2 separate regions of the Homo sapiens genome follow, and region 2 is linked to region 1. Evidence: read pairs that join two places in POLR2A ChIA-PET (ENCODE). Cell type or tissue: OCI-LY7. All regions are shown on one strand. Each heading gives the region's core, and the rest is flanking DNA. Links, peaks and the distances in the headings are about the cores only. Region 1 overlaps LTA4H (leukotriene A4 hydrolase). Region 2 overlaps AMDHD1 (amidohydrolase domain containing 1).

The links. ChIA-PET counts read pairs that join two places held together with the same protein. Peaks named below come from ENCODE experiments on the same cell type or tissue, not always from the same donor. Only the 100,000 strongest peaks of a DNase experiment are listed, where the experiment ranks them.
Region 2: POLR2A ChIA-PET joins it to region 1 with 5 read pairs; 14 of 35 experiments call an interaction of 5 or more read pairs at or near these places.

The regions. Positions count from the first base shown.
Region 1 is chr12:96,018,384-96,023,383 of GRCh38, reverse strand. It overlaps LTA4H (leukotriene A4 hydrolase), which reads left to right. Exons shown (of 19, transcript NM_000895.3): 5 at 1,133-1,237; 6 at 2,247-2,299; 7 at 4,144-4,216; 8 at 4,481-4,621. Among named protein-coding and RNA genes, the nearest start is that of LTA4H, 15 kb to the left of the region's middle. RefSeq lists an enhancer at 695-864. In OCI-LY7, for the core only: no CTCF peak of the experiment used is centred there; DNase peaks (open chromatin) are centred at 1,583 and 2,883; H3K4me3 peaks cover 2,101 bases; H3K27ac peaks cover 2,566 bases.
Region 2 is chr12:95,947,367-95,958,242 of GRCh38, reverse strand. AMDHD1 (amidohydrolase domain containing 1) reads right to left here. Exons shown (of 9, transcript NM_152435.3): 2 at 5,420-5,526; 3 at 3,268-3,332; 4 at 1,281-1,558. Among named protein-coding and RNA genes, the nearest start is that of AMDHD1, 9.5 kb to the right of the region's middle. RefSeq lists enhancers at 867-1,379, 1,380-1,893. In OCI-LY7, for the core only: a CTCF peak has its summit at 2,506; no DNase peak of the experiment used is centred there.

The DNA.
Region 1 (5,000 bases), core at 1-5,000:
TAATGATGTGACACTTGAACAAGTTTTATGACCTCGCAACCTCAGCTGGCACATATATATAACGTATCACCACCTAAATGAAGGGAGGTGGCTGAACCGAATTATTTCCTGAATAGTTTTGTGCTTTAGAATCTACAATTGTTGTAGCACTGGTTCAGGAACTTCTAATTCTGTGCCTGCCTCAGTCACAGCTTTGGGTCCTGAGCCATGCAAGAAGAACATGAAAGTCTAGCCCCTACTGGAATATATTCTTGTTTGATCATTAATACTTGGGGGAGTCCTTTATTCTGGCATTCATCAGAAATCAAACTTTCAGAATCATGGAGCTAGGATACACAGTTAAATGACTATATGGTTTGCCGCATAAGGGTCTTTTCCGTATGGATTTCCAGAGAAAATTATTTGACAGTTTTTAGCAATAAATTTTAGTTTTTCACAGTTACTACTTTTAAAATGTTCCTCTATTTGTAACTCCAAGTGTGTGTTTTCAAAACAAAATTGTTCAAAACCATTCTGTCCTACAGTGAGTATATAACGTCCTTTTGAATCTGTTTTGTGAGTGTAGCGGGAGCAGGGATGGTGGCTGCCATTGCCAGGGATGGTGCTGGGCTCTTCACTTATATTATTTATTCCTTGCAGCAAGCCTTTGAAGTTTTACACTTACTTGATGGGGAAACTGAGGCTCGGGGGTTATATTTATTTGCCCAAGTTTGTGCAGTTAGTTATTAGGTGGCAGAGCTGGGATTTTAATCCAGTTTCTACCAAAACTCTGCTCTTAATGTGCATGGGTGAATGGATAGAAATTTCACATTCACTTTTAAAGAAGCCAGTTTCCCATATTGCTAATTTTATTTACAAAACTGATATGTATATGTGTATATATATACTTTTTGTATATGTGTTTTATATATATACACATATATATGTGTGCATATATATACACATCTATACACGTTGTGTTCATATATATGTGTGTGTATATATATACTTTTTGTATATGTATATACTTTTTGTGTTCATAGTCTGTTTATTAGATAGTCAAGAATGGGAAGAAAAGGTTATTTTACATATATGGTTTAAGACACATAGAAGCTTTTATTTATGACTAGAAATGATTTTTCTCCTTGATTAGGTGTCTGTCCCTAAAGAACTGGTGGCACTTATGAGTGCTATTCGTGATGGAGAAACACCTGACCCAGAAGACCCAAGCAGGAAAATATACAAATTCATCCAAAAAGTAAGATCCTAGGGTCTAGATTTTTGTTTTCATTGGCGGTAAACTACAGTTAGCTTGTACACATCCAGAGGGCAAAATTACTTTTGAAATATTTCAGAATTTTGAGAACAGCTTTTGGTTTTTGTTTTCTTCATTTTTTTTTCTTTTGTGCTTTTAAAGGGTTTTGTTCTACTTACAGAGTGTTGTATTGAAGAGAGGGTTTGCTGTAGAGACAGAATAGGGAGCATACCTGTTTTCATTTTCCCTCACTCCAGTTCAGGGGCTGGCTTCCTGTTCTTTTGAGTTCTTACGCATTCACCTGCCCTGGTACTACAGTGTGGGCAAGTGGCTGTTGAGAGTGTTTACAAATGGAGGAGTCAAGACCAAAAAAGCACTCAGTTACAGTCCTGGTCATTAGACATGTATCTTTGACCTTCAGTGAACAGAATGTGTATGCATGCGTGAGTGTGTGTGTGTGTGTGTGTGTGTGTGTGTGTGTGTTTTCTTAATTGACCTCACAATGGATAATTTGACTTCCACTGCAGCTTCTGTGGTTCCAAGCTCCCATAACTTTGGCATCTACTTATTGCCGGGTAACTCTGTGTGCCTCTACAACATGCCAATAGTGCTTTGAAACATAAAGGAATAAAAAAAGAAAACCAAAACCTTTTAAAAGTCAGGAGGAAAAAGGCAAACATATGGGAAATGCGCTTCCTGTAGGTTACTTTTTGAGAAATGCTCAAAATGCACCTTTTAATAGTATGTGTGATCTTGTTTTTCATGTGTGAGAAGCTTTTGTTCCTAGCAGAATAAAAGGCAAATAGATGTTTTGAACAATGTTTTATATCACAATTTTAAGCTATATGTTAAAGATGAGAACTATTTGAGAAGTATAAAAGCAAAGTTATCCCTACTAATATTAGGAGATTTGAAAGGGAATTTACTTACTTTTAAATATGAATTGTCTTACTGTGTAACATTTGTGAACACTAATGCAAGCACGTGGTGTGCGTTTGTTTGCCCTCTTTAGGTTCCAATACCCTGCTACCTGATTGCTTTAGTTGTTGGAGCTTTAGAAAGCAGGTGAGCTTTTGGAAAAATTTTCAGGTTTGTGGAAAGATCAAAACTTAGGCATCTTGAACTTCTCTCAAGGTTAATTGGTCAATCATTTGCATATTTCTCAAGATATCAAGCTGACAGCTCTAGAAAAATTCAAATCTAAAATGTAGGCAACAAATTAATTTTACATTTAAAAATCTTGACCAGTTACCCCTTATTTTTTCAAGTATTGTAAAATGAGCATGCTCTTACCTTTAGAGATCTGGATTCTCATGTAAGCTTGAACAAGTCACTCTCAATCTCTGTTTCCTTATCCTTGAAATTATAATGTCTGACTTTCTACCTCATAGGGTGGTTATGTGAAACAAATGAGATAAAATATATTAAAGAACTTGGAAGCCTACAAATATTACAGAAATGTAAGATATTTTATCAATATTTTACAAATAAAGTGCCCTTCCTTCTTAATTTTTTGTTCATTCTTAGTTTTAAGCACACTTAACTGTTTTTAAGTGTGCGGTTCAGTAGTGTTAAGTATATCCACATTGTTGTGAAACAGATCTTCAGAAATTTTTCATTTTGCAGAACTGAAACTCTGCACCAATTAAACAATAGCTCCTCTTTCCCCCACCGCCCAGTCCTTGGTAACACCCATTCTATTTTCTGTTCCTATGAATTTGATTACTTTAGATACCTCACATAAGTAGAATCATACAGTATGATTTTATCTCTTTGTGTCTGGCTTATTTCATTCAAGGTGTCATAATGCCCTTAAGGTTTATCCACGTTATAGCATCTGACAGGATTTCCTTCATTTTCTATTTGTTTCTTCTTATATAAGAGTATTCAACCTTTAAGTGCATGACAAAGTTTATACCCATTCCTGTTCTAGAATAGTCTTACAGGCTGGGCTCTGTGGCTCATGCCTGTAATCCCGTCACTTTGGGAGGCCAAAGTGGGAGGATCGCTTGAGCCCAGGAGTTCAAGACCAGGCCGGGCAACATAAGTGAGATCATGTCTCTACAAAAAAATAAAAAATTAATCGGGCATGGTAGTGTATGCCTGTAGTCCCAGCTACTCAGAAGGCTGAGGTGGGAGTATTGCTTGAGCCCAGGAGGTGGAGGCTGCAGTGAGCTGTGATGGCCCCTCTGTACTCAGCCTGGGCAACAGAATGAGACCCTGTATATTTAAAAAAAAAAAAAAAAAAAACGCTGGGCGTGGTGGCTCACGCCTGTAATCCCAGCAATTTGGGTGGCCGAGGCAGGCGGATCATGAGGTCAGGGAATTGAGACCATCCTGGCTAACACAGTGAAACCCTGTCTCTACTAAAAATACAAAAAAAAGAAAAAATTAGCTGGGCGTGGTGGCGGGCACCTGTAGTCCCAGCTACTAGGGAGGCTGAGGCAGGAGAATGGTGTGAACCTGGGAGGTGGAGCTTGCAGTGAGCCAAGATCGTGCCACTGCACTCCAGCCTGGGTGACAGAGCGAGACTCCGTCTCAAAAAAAAAAAAAAAAAAAAAAAATAGTTTCTTATGAGTTGTGACTGGGTTTCTATAGTTGTGAAATTGAGGGATGAAATGAGACCCTCAAGAGGTCTTACAAGAGGCAATAAACTAATTGGGGACACCTTATGTCTTGGTTTTTTTCCTTTGGCCCAGCCTGTACCTCCTTAGAGAGCTGCATATCTATTGCTGCATATACAACAGCAGGTTTGCAGCTCACGCCATGTAACCTCATCCCTTTCCCATAGGCACATGGTAAATGCACTCTCACTGTAAAGGTTTGTCTACAAGACATTAACTACTTTTTAGAACCAGATGAATCATTTGCCATGAATTTCTTTTTTATTAAGCTTTTTAATCTTGCAGGCAAATTGGCCCAAGAACTTTGGTGTGGTCTGAGAAAGAGCAGGTGGAAAAGTCTGCTTATGAGTTTTCTGAGGTTGGTCATTTAGTTATCCTTTGTAATCATTGTGATAGACAGTAGATTGAAGATTTTGAGTGTGAAATGTGATGGTTTTAAGTGATACGGGGAAAGAACCAGATTGTCTTTTATGTAGATGTGTAGTTGCTACATTCTTTTTATCATTTTCATTTAACATAAAAATCATTAACTTGTAACCTTCATAGAAAGCAATATACAATTTTAAGAAATGTACAATGGTGATAATTAAGGCATACAGACATATATATGTTGATTTTTCAGACTGAATCTATGCTTAAAATAGCAGAAGATCTGGGAGGACCGTATGTATGGGGACAGTATGACCTATTGGTCCTGCCACCATCCTTCCCTTATGGTGGCATGGAGAATCCTTGCCTTACTTTTGTAACTCCTACTCTACTGGTAAGTGTAAATGTTTCTTCATTTGAAATTGACGTTTCAAAAATAAACTTAAGAACCTTAGGAGTCCTAATAATATGTATATATATGTAAAGAACCTTAGAGTCCTAATAATGTATATATGTATAAAAATCTTTTCTCTTGTTCGTGTAACCTTTGTTTCTAATTTTATTGTTTATTGTGGTTATCACAATCTCATTTTTTTTTTGTTGTTTTTTGAGACACAGGCTTGCTCTGTTGCCCAGGTTGGAGTGCAGTGGCACAATCTCAGCTCACTGCAACCTCTGCCCCCGGGTTCAAGCGATTCTCCTGCCTCAGCCTCTTGAGTAGCTGGGACTATAGGTGCACACCACCATGCCCAGCTAATTTTTGTAATTTTAGT
Region 2 (10,876 bases), core at 2,307-7,306, 67 kb after region 1:
TTGTTTTCCTAAAAATTGTTAAAAAATAGATTTTAAGTGTTCTCACCACAAAAAGTGATAAGTATGTAAAGTAATGCATATATTAATTAGTTCGATTTAGCCATTTCACAAGGTATACATATTTTAAAACAACATGCTCTACATGATAAATATATTATTTGTCAATTAAAAAAATATATATATATTTTTTGAGATAGAGTTTTGCTCTGTCGCCCAGGCTGGAGTACAGTGGCACAATCTCGGCTCACTGCAACCTCCGCCTCCCGGGCTTAAGCGATTCTCGTGCCTCAGCCTCCTGAGTAGCTGGGATTACAGGCATGGGCCACCACGCCTCGCTAATTTTTGTATTTTTAGTAGAGATGGGGTTTCACCATGTTGGCCAGGTTGGTCTCAAACTCCTGAGCTCAAGCGATCCACCTGCCTTGGCCTCCCAAAGTGCTGGGATTACAGGTGTGAGCCACTATGCCTGGCCTAAAAACGGAATTTATATTCCGAAGTTTACAAAATCAGATAAATGTAAAAGAAATTTAAACAATTAAATTTTTAAATAATGATTGTAAGTCTGTAGTATTATATTTATCTATTTAAGTTATCAATGTTTAAGACCACACTAAGACTTTGGAGGCACCTTATGCATGTTCAAGTCCTGGATTTCTTTTAGATAGTTCAGTTGGCTGTTGGAACCATGAGCCTTCCTATTTAGAAATTCCAGGACCAAAAGGAACTCTGGACAAATAAAATGCAAGTACAGAAAGGAACAGAGTTCTCTACAGTAAGGCCATGTAGGAGGAACTTTTAGATAAAGGGGAAGGCTAAAAATCATTTACAACAACAAAACAAAAATGTTTGCTGTTAAGAAAGCAAGCAGATGAACAAAAACGAACCCCTTTGAGTCACCTAGACCACAAGGTTTGAGCTACCTCTTAAAGAGCATTACTATTAACTTCTAAAGTGCTTTTAGAAATGCTAATTAATTATCATGGGAAATTATTCAAATTAATATGTGTAATTTTAAACGACCTACACGGAGCCATTTCTTTGTCTTAACCCAAAGAGCTTGAAACATCTCTTCTATCATAATTAAAGGACTAGCAGACTGATGAGGCTAAGGGATCGCCTTCCTAAAACCGAGTCTGCGGGATGAGTGGCCATTAGAATCAGGTCTTTCCAAAGACTTCTATCCATCTCCCTGCAAGAGCTAAAGTGCTAATGCGCCTCCACCCCCGGGGTTCGTTTTCAATGCTCTGAGTTAAACCCGGGCCCCCACTGGCTGAGATTACTTAGGCACTGAATGAGCCCCGCAGTAGGTAGCCGAGATGCCGATGTCCAGCTCCCGCCGGGCGCGCTCAATCACGCGCAGCATCTTGAGCTCGGTCTCCAGGTCGAGGCCATATCCACTCTTGCACTCCACCAGCGTGGTGCCAGCCCTCATCATGCACTGGAGCCGTTGCTGCAAGGAGCGGAACAGCTCCTCCTCTGTGGCTTGGCGCGTGCGCTCCACGGTAAAGTGGATCCCTCCTCCGGCCTGGTGAATTTCCATGTAGGTGGCTCCTGCCAACTGAACACACGCCTCACCTTTAGGCCAGCACATGCCAGGAAGTTGCAGGGAGGTCTGAAGAATCTACTTCCAGGGGCAATATTATATAATGATTAAGAAGCCATATGGCATGGGCACCAACCCATCAGATTAGAAAGGTGCTGGGATACACAGTCCTGGAAGCCCCTAGTCTGCCAGACACTGGATTGTGGGGAGCTCCGAAGGGGTCTTGGGAAGAGACTGGAGTGGTAGAGATGGGAGATGTGGTGGGTGGCCTGTTGGGATCTTAGGGCAGTGAGGCCTGGCGCGGTGGCTCACGCCTGTAATCCCAATACTTTGGGAGGCCTAGGTGGGCAGATCACGAGGTCAGGAGTTCAAGAACAGCCTGACCAATATGGTGAAACCCCATCTCTACTAAAAATACAAAAATTAGCGGGGGCATGGTGGCACACGCCTGTAGCCCCAGCTACTCTGGAGGCTGAGACAGGAGAATCACTTGAACCCGGGAGGCGGAGGTTGCAGGGAGCTGAGATCGCACCACTGCACTCCAGCCTGGGTGACAGAGCGAGACTCTATCTCAAAAAACAAACAAACAAACAAAACAAAACAAAACTGGCACAGGAGTATTGCAATATTTTAACAAGTCAATCAACCCGCAATGTGTACTTGCTAAGTATCAGCCCTCCCTCCATCCCTCAGCTTGTTTGAGAAAACAAAGCTTAGGCAATTCAGGAGTTGCAGGGAACCCCATTGCAATTATTCAGATCTCCACTAAAGCGGCCCCAGGAAGTTTCCTTGTCTCAATATTTGGCCATCCGAGTTTGGAGCTTGATCTTTGTCACTCAAAGAGGCTCTTTCTAGGGTCCCACTGGGCTCCAGTTACTCTGGGCAGCAAGGAGTGTGGTGCAGAGAAAGGATGCAGGCCTGGGGTCTCCTGGCCGGAGTTTTCATCTGGGTTCTGCCATCCTCCAGCTGGTGACGCTAGTCAACACTCTTCCCTTCTCTAGACCCAGCTTTCTCCATCTACATAATGAGAGGATTGGACTGTAAATCTCTTTCTCCGTCTATACAATGAGAGGATTGGACTGCTTTTGGCTCTGAAATTCTGTGATTTAATAAAACAATCTTAAAAACAGCTCTAGTTTGTTGAAGCAGGTACATGATAGCTGAAGAAAAGAATTTTTTTTTTCTTTTCCTGAAATAAGCCAGTTTAGCTGCTAGGAGGCACATCTTTTTTTTTCTTTTTTAAAAAACACATGTGAAAATCTCTCCAACCAGGGATTTAGGAGTTGGTTACAGCTAATATAGGACTAACACAGCTTACATTTTGTGATTCTTAATAAGTCTCAGTTTATAACAGAAAAATTAAGGTATTTTATTTTTGTGATTAGTAACATATTTTTCCAAGCTTTACTCCAATGAATGGCAATTTTCAAACTATTCCTTGGAGCCCTTTCAAAAGCTACTAGAGATAGCGATTTGGAATGGGAATGTGGGGAAGGAAAGAGAGGGAGACATTAGTGGGCAGGAATAGCCCTGTGTATAATACAATGATTTGGGGCAGTTATAAATAAGTTTTGTTGTCATTTGTTTCCCATACCCAAGCAAGTAAAAATATCCATTAAAAAATATGTTGACATATGTTGCAAAGCTTGATAGCCTACTAACTCTTCAGCAAAAGACTTCATATTTGTGCTTTATTTTGATTTGCCATGATTTGTTGCAGTTACCTTCATTGCAAATTCGTGAACTCTTTCACCAGCCCATACTGGATGTGTGTGTGCATCCACCAAACCTATAATCAATAAATCAAGTTATCTTACAATTAAGAAATAGAGAGCACTTAGACAGCAGGCAAACAGCAGCACTATACCCTGCTGCTCTGGGGAAAGTGTGATGGTGGCCATCCATTTTGGAGGAGCATGAAAGGAAGAATTTGTCTGTCTGGTTCCCTTGATAGAGAGAAAAGAAGACTGCCCTGTTGTATGGTTGGTCTAGAAAGCTCTAATGAAGGAGGTGATGCAACATGATGAAAATATCCCTTACAGAAATACAGCTCCTTTTGCTCAGTAAGTCCATGCTCACCAAATAAGCTTTTATTTTATTTTATTTTATTTTATTTTATTTTATTTATTTTTGAGAAAGGTTCTCACTCTGTCGCCCAGGCTGGAGTGCAGTGGCACACTCACAGCTCCCTACAGCCTTGACCTCCCAGGCTCAAGCAATCCTCCCACCTCAGCCTCCCTAGTAGCTGGGACTATAGTCATGCACCACCACACAAGCTAAAATTTGCCATGTTGCCCAGGTTGGTCTTGAACTCCTGGGCTTAAACGATCTGCCTGCCTCAGCCTCCAATGATCTGCCTGACTCAGCCTCCCAAAGTGCTGGGATTACAAGCATCAGCCACTACTCCTGGCCCAAATAAGCTTTGAAATTAGGTTGTCAAGCCCCCTAGTTGGCAAAACCATGAACCTTATCACAAGGAATAATCTGGATATGAAAACAATACTACAATCCCCTCCCCCTGCAACTCTGAGAAGGGAAAATGTGAAATCAGAAAGATTAATCTATTTTCAAGAAAGAAATGTATTTTAATTAAGGAGAAACTGTAAAGCAATCACTTGAAACTTTTGTTTATCCAGGTACAATTCAGTAAAGTGTGTCTTTCCAAAATGTTTTAGATACCTTATGGATTAAATGACTCATTATTGGCTCTGATTGGACTAAAATCAAAAGCGCCTACTCAGATTGCTTTCTGCTATATTCCTCTTTTTCATAACATTTCACCCTGACTTTGTCTCCTGACTCTCAAGAATCATAAGGAAGGCCGGGCGTGGTGGCTCATGCCTATAATACCAGCACTTTGGGAGACCGAGATCAGCAGATCGCTTGAGATCAGGAGTTTGAGACCAGCCTGACCAACATGGTGAAACCCTGTTGCTACTAAAAATACAAAAATTAGCCAGGCATGATGGTGCATGCCTGTAATCCAGCTACTTAGGAGACTGAGGCAAAAGAATTGCTTGAACCTGGGAGGTGGAGGTTGCAGTGAGCCAAGATCACACCACTGCCCTCCAGCCTTGGTGACACAGTGAGACTGTCTCAAAATAAACAAACAAATGAAAACCCATCAGTTAGAAGCTCTGTCAGATGTGTACAATAAATATTTAAAAGTATAAAAATTTTATATAAAAAAATATAAATATGAAGCCCTTTTGTTTGTGTAGAACTGAAAGTTTGTGAAACTTGTTTTGGATGATTATATGAAGCCATACAACATAATGTAGGAGATGATGGTTAATAAACTGATTCTGTTGTCAATCATCAAAGATACAAGTGAACTGCAGTGAAAGCTCTAGGATTTTTGTTTTTCTTTTTCTGCCCAGAGCTGGATCCTTTGTTTCACATCCTATACAAATTTAGAGTATTTCTAGTATTAGAGACAGCAGCTGCCTTGTTAGCCTCTCCTATGCCATGGATTAATAAAGTTCTTTTGACTGTTTTTGAACCTAAACACAACACAGCTGGTTTCTATTCAGCATGTGAGTGGGAAGAAGTGGAGTCGAATGAATGGGCTTGATTCCTAGGTTGTCTGTTTCCTGTTTAGGAACCTTGGGTAACATATTTCACCCTTAGCTTCAATTTTCTAATCTGTAAAGTATAGATAATGATACCTCCCACACAGGGCAGTTATAAGGATTCAAGGTGAAACCATGTTTGAAAGCAGCTATACATTCAATAATAGAAATTCAATACATGGAACGATGATTTTTTTTAAATATTATTTTGAGACTTTAAAATAAGCTGTTACTCTTCCTCTTTACATTTCAGGAGCAACTGTTAAAGCTACTTGTAGACCTTTACTGAAAAAGAGGTAAATACCTGGTAGAATACATTTCCCAGAGCAGTCAATTATTTCTTCAAAAGTTTCTCCAGAAAACTGTCTTTGAATAACATCAGCAGGACCAATAGCTTTTATAAATCCATCTCTGAAGAAAAATCAAGAAATAGTTATTAAATTTGGGGAAATCTTGTGAGAAATCTGATGAGTGACTTAAAATATGTTTTCAGATTCTTTGGTGTTAATTAGTCAACATTTACTGTGCTTCTATCTTGAACCTGAGTCTGGAAAAGCGTCTCTAGCCACATTCGAGGCAACCATAAAAGACCCAGATTAGCCAAAGCCTCCTCAGCAAAATGAACAAAACTGGAGGAATCACATTACCTGACTTCAAATTATACTACAGAACTATAGTAACCAAAAGAGCATGGTACTGGCATAAAAAACAGACACATAGACCAGTGGAACAGAATAGTGAACCCAGAAATAAGTCCATACATCTACAGTGAACTCATTTTCAGCAAAGATGCCAAGAACGTACATTGGGGAAAAGACAGTCTCTTCAATAAATGGTGCTAGGGAAACTGGCTATCCATATGCAAAAGAATGAAATCAAATCTAAATGGGTTAAAGACTGAAATCTAAGAACTTAAACTATGAAACTACTCAAAGAAGACCTTGGGAAAACTCTCTAGGACATTGGTTCAGGCAACAATTTCTTGAGGGATACCCCACAAGAACAGGCAACCAAGCCAAAAATGGACAAATGGGATCACTTCAAGGTAAAAGCCTTCTGTACAGCAAAGAAAATAATCAACAATGTGAAGAAACAACCCACAGAATGGGAGAAAATAATTTGCACACTATCTAATTGACAAGGGATTAAAAACCAGAATATATAAGGAGCTCAAACAGCTCAATAGGAAAAAACCTAATAATCTGATTAAGAAATGGACAAAAGATCTGAATAGACATTTTTCAAAAGAAGAGATACAAATGGCAAACAGGTATATGAAAAGGTGCTCAACATCAATGATCTTCAGAGAAATGCAAACAAAACCACAATGAGAGATCATCTTACCCCAGTTAAAATGGCTTTTATCCAAAAGACAGGCAATAAAAAATGCTGGCAAGAATGTGGAGAAAGAGGAACCCTTGTACACTGTTAGAAATGTAAATCAGTACAGCCACTATGGAGAGTATGAAAGTTCCTCAAAAACTAAAAATAGAGCTACCATATGATCCAGCAATCCCACTGGTAGATCTATATGCAAAAGAAAGGAAGTCAGTATATTAAAGAGATGTCTGCATCCCATGTTAATTGCAGCACTATTCACAATAGCCAAGATTTGGAAGTACACTAAGTGCCCACCCACAAATGAATGGATAAAGAAAATGTAATACATACACACAATGGAGTACTATTCAGCCATAAAAAAGAGTGAGATTCTGTCAATTGCAACAACATGGATAGAACTGGAGGACATTATGTTAAGTGAAATAAGCCAGGCACAGAAAGACAAACTTGGCATATTCTCATTCATTTGTGGGAGCTAAAAATGAAAACAATTGAGCTCATGGAGATAGAGAGTAAAATGATGGTTACCAGAGGCTGGGAAGAATAGAAGGGGAGAGGAGAAAAATGGGGATTGTTAATGGCTAGAAAAATATGGTTAGATACAGTGAATAAGACCCAGTATTTGATATCACAACAGGGTGACTACAATCAGCAATAATATGTTGCACATTTTAGAATAACTGAGGGAGTACGATTGGAATGTTTGTAACACCAGGAAATGATGAATGCTTGAGATGATGGAAACCCCATTTACCCTGATATAATTATTACACATTGTACGACTGTTTAAAATAACTCATGTACCCCATATATATGTACCCATGAAAATTTACAATTAAAAAAACTTTAAACGTCAAATATATGTAGCAGACAATTGCCATTTGTTCCCCAAGATCAATGTTCCCTTTTTTACACTAGTAGAGCCCTAAATTTTAGCTGGACACATGATGACCCAAAATACAGACTACATTTCCCCACCTCCCACTAGCCAGGTGTGGCTATGAGACTAAGGTCTAGCCGGTAAGATTGTCTTCTCTTCCTATTCTTACTGGCTGGAATGCAGACACCACAACTAGAGATGGGGTGGCCATCTTGGGTCATGGAGTGAGTGTAAGAAAGTGGGCCATGCATGGGAGAGCAAGGCAGCAGGGGCCTGGCTCCTAAGGACCCCATGGAGTATTGCAATCAACTAGCCCTGCATTCGTATGTCTGGATTTTCACATAGGAGAGAAATATACTTCCATCTTGTTTCAGCCACTATTAATTTAGGTCTTGGTCACTTACAACAAATTCGTATTTCCAACATGGAGATTGAGGGCTATAAACCTGAGAGCTGGAATGTGTTGTGAAAAGCAATTAGGATAAGGGATTCCGAACTGGGACAGAAGTGGTTGGGGTAACCTAACAAAATGTAAGAGTGGAAGAGCAGAAGAAACTGGATGGAAAGAGAAGATGTTATGATAGGAAAAGAAATAATGATTGTGGGAGATTTGGGGAGGATAAACTTAGGGTGGAATAAGAAATTAAGTCTTGAAATAGAATTTAGTATCCTGATTAAGACAATTCTTCATCACTAACAGCTTTTATCTGGCCCAGTTAGATAATCTACCCAGTGTGCAGTGAATCTGGTGGTGGAAAGGACCGGCAGGATTAGAAATTGACCCTTGAATGGGAAAGAACAAAGAGAATGCTCTTATGCAAAGAGTTAATGACTGACACTGCTTTAAGAGAGGTTGTTTTAACAAAGTCAAACCTAAGAAATAAATCTCTAACATTCTCCGTCTGTGCAGGAGGTGAATTTTGAGGGCACTGGGTCCTCTTCCTGACCCCACTAATCCCATGCTTATCTACCTTTCAACAGTGTGGTTCTCTCATTCATCTGTGGATGTACCTATGTTTGAACAAAGGCTTATGTTCCTTTGTTGAGGACATAATGAGGGCAGTTATTGAAGGAAACCAACAAAAAGCATTCCCCCAAAAGTGTTTTTTTAAGGTAGTCATTAAAATTACAAAGATACATATTACTGCTATGGTGAGATTTTCACTATTTATGACTAAGTGAAAAAACCCGAATACAAAACAATATGCATAGCTTCCTTTTCTAAAGCATGCATTTTTATGTGATTCTATTTGCATAGGAAAACATCTGAAAGCAGAAGCACTAAATGTTGGTATTAGTTCACCTAATGATGGGGTTTGAGTGACTTTTTCCTTTTTGTTCATCTGTATTTTCTTTTCCTACAATGAACGTATATCACATATACTTTTTTAGGGGATACAAATAATAGGCACATGTGGTTTTATTTACTTTGTATTCTGAGAAATTTAGGAAGAAAAATTCTGCAGAGTCTTCTGAAAGTAAAGCAAATTAGCAAGCAAGACCCTACTTTAGGAGCTAAAGTATAATTATAATGAAAACAGTAATGATGATGATTTAAGGAGGATGATGCTTCTTTGAGTGGCTCTCAGGGTGCTTTGTGAAAATTTAGAATTGGCACATACACTGTCTCAGTTTCTAAAACCTAAAAATTGGTCTTGTTTTATAGTAGATAAATCTGACACCTCTCCCGATCCTCCCATTGGTTCAGGCACCCCTCTGTGCAGTCTCTTTTTTTTTTTTTTTTTTCTTTTTTTTTTTTTTTTTTTAATTTATTTTTTTATTGATAATTCTTGGGTGTTTCTCACAGAGGGGGATTTGGCAGGGTCATGGGACAATAGTGGAGGGAAGGTCAGCAGATAAACAAGTGAACAAAGGTCTCTGGTTTTCCTAGGCAGAGGACCCTGCGGCCTTCCGCAGTGTTTGTGTCCCTGATTACTTGAGATTAGGGATTGGTGATGACTCTTAACGAGCATGCTGCCTTCAAGCATCTGTTTAACAAAGCACATCTTGCACCGCCCTTAATCCATTTAACCCTGAGTGGACACAGCACATGTTTCAGAGAGCACAGGGTTGGGGGTAAGGTCACAGATCAACAGGATCCCAAGACAGAGGAATTTTTCTTAGTGCAGAACAAAATGAAAAGTCTCCCATGTCTACTTCTTTCCACACAGACACGGCAACCATCCGATTTCTCAATCTTTTCCCCGCCTTTCCCGCCTTTCTATTCCACAAAGCCGCCATTGTCATCCTGGCCCGTTCTCAATGAGCTGTTGGGCACACCTCCCAGACGGGGTGGTGGCTGGGCAGAGGCGCCCCTCACCTCCCGGACGGGTCGGCTGGCTGGGCGGTGGGGGCTGACCCCCCCCCCACCTCCCTCCCGGACGGGGCAGCTGGCCGGGCGGGGGGCTGACACCCCCACCTCCCTCCCGGACGGGGCGGCTGGCCGGGCAGAGGGGCTCCTCACTTCCCAGTAGGGGCGGCCGGGCAGAGGCGCCCCTCACCTCCCGGACGGGGCCACTGGCCGGGCAGGGGGGCTGACCCCCCCCCACCTCCCTCCCAGACGGGGCGGCTGGCCGGGTGGGGGGCTGACCCCCCCACCTCCCTCCCGGACGAGGCGGCTGGCCGGGCGTGGGGCTGACACCCCCACCTCCCTCCTGGACAGGGCGGCTGGCCGGGCGGGGGGCTGACCCCCCCACCTCCCTCCCGGATGGGGCGGCTGGCCGGGCGGGGGGCCGACCCCCCCACCTCCCTCCCGGACGGGGCGGCTGGCCGGGCAGAGGGGCTCCTCACTTCCCAGTAGGGGCGGCCGGGCAGAGGCGCCCCTCAACTCCCAGACGGGGCGGCTGGCCGGGCGGAGGGCTGACCCCCCCACCTCCCTCCCGGACAGGGCGGCTGGCCGGGCGGGGGGCTGACCCCCCCACCTCCCTCCCGGACAGGGCGGCTGGCCGGGCGGGGGGCTGACCCCCCCACCTCCCTCCCGGATGGGGCGGCTGGCCGGGCAGAGGGGCTCCTCACTTCCCAGTAGGGGCGGCCGGGCAGAGGCGCCCCTCACCTCCCAGACGGGGCGGCTGGCCGGGCGGGGCGCTGACCCCCCCACCTCCCTCCCGGACGGGGCGGCTGGCCAGGCGGGGGGCTGACCCCCCCACCTCCCTCCCGGACGGGGCGGCTGGCCGGGTGGGGGGGCTGACCCCCCCATCTCCCTCCCGGACGGGGTGGCTGGCCGGGCAGAGGCGCCCCTCACCTCCCGGACGGGGCGGCTGGCCGGGCGGGGGGCTGACCCCCCCACCTCCCTCCTGGACGGCACGGCTGTCCGGGCGGGGGGGCTGACCCCCCACCTCCCTCCCGGATGGGGCGGCTGGCCGGGCAGGGGGCTGACCCCCCCCACCTCCCTCCCGGACGGGGTGGCTGCCGGTCGGAGACGCTCCTCACTTCCCAGATGGGGTGGCTGCCGGGCGGAGAGGCTCCTCACTTCTCAGACGGGGCAGCTGCCGGGCGGAGGGGCTCCTCACTTCTCAGACGGGGTGGTTGCCAGGCAGAGGG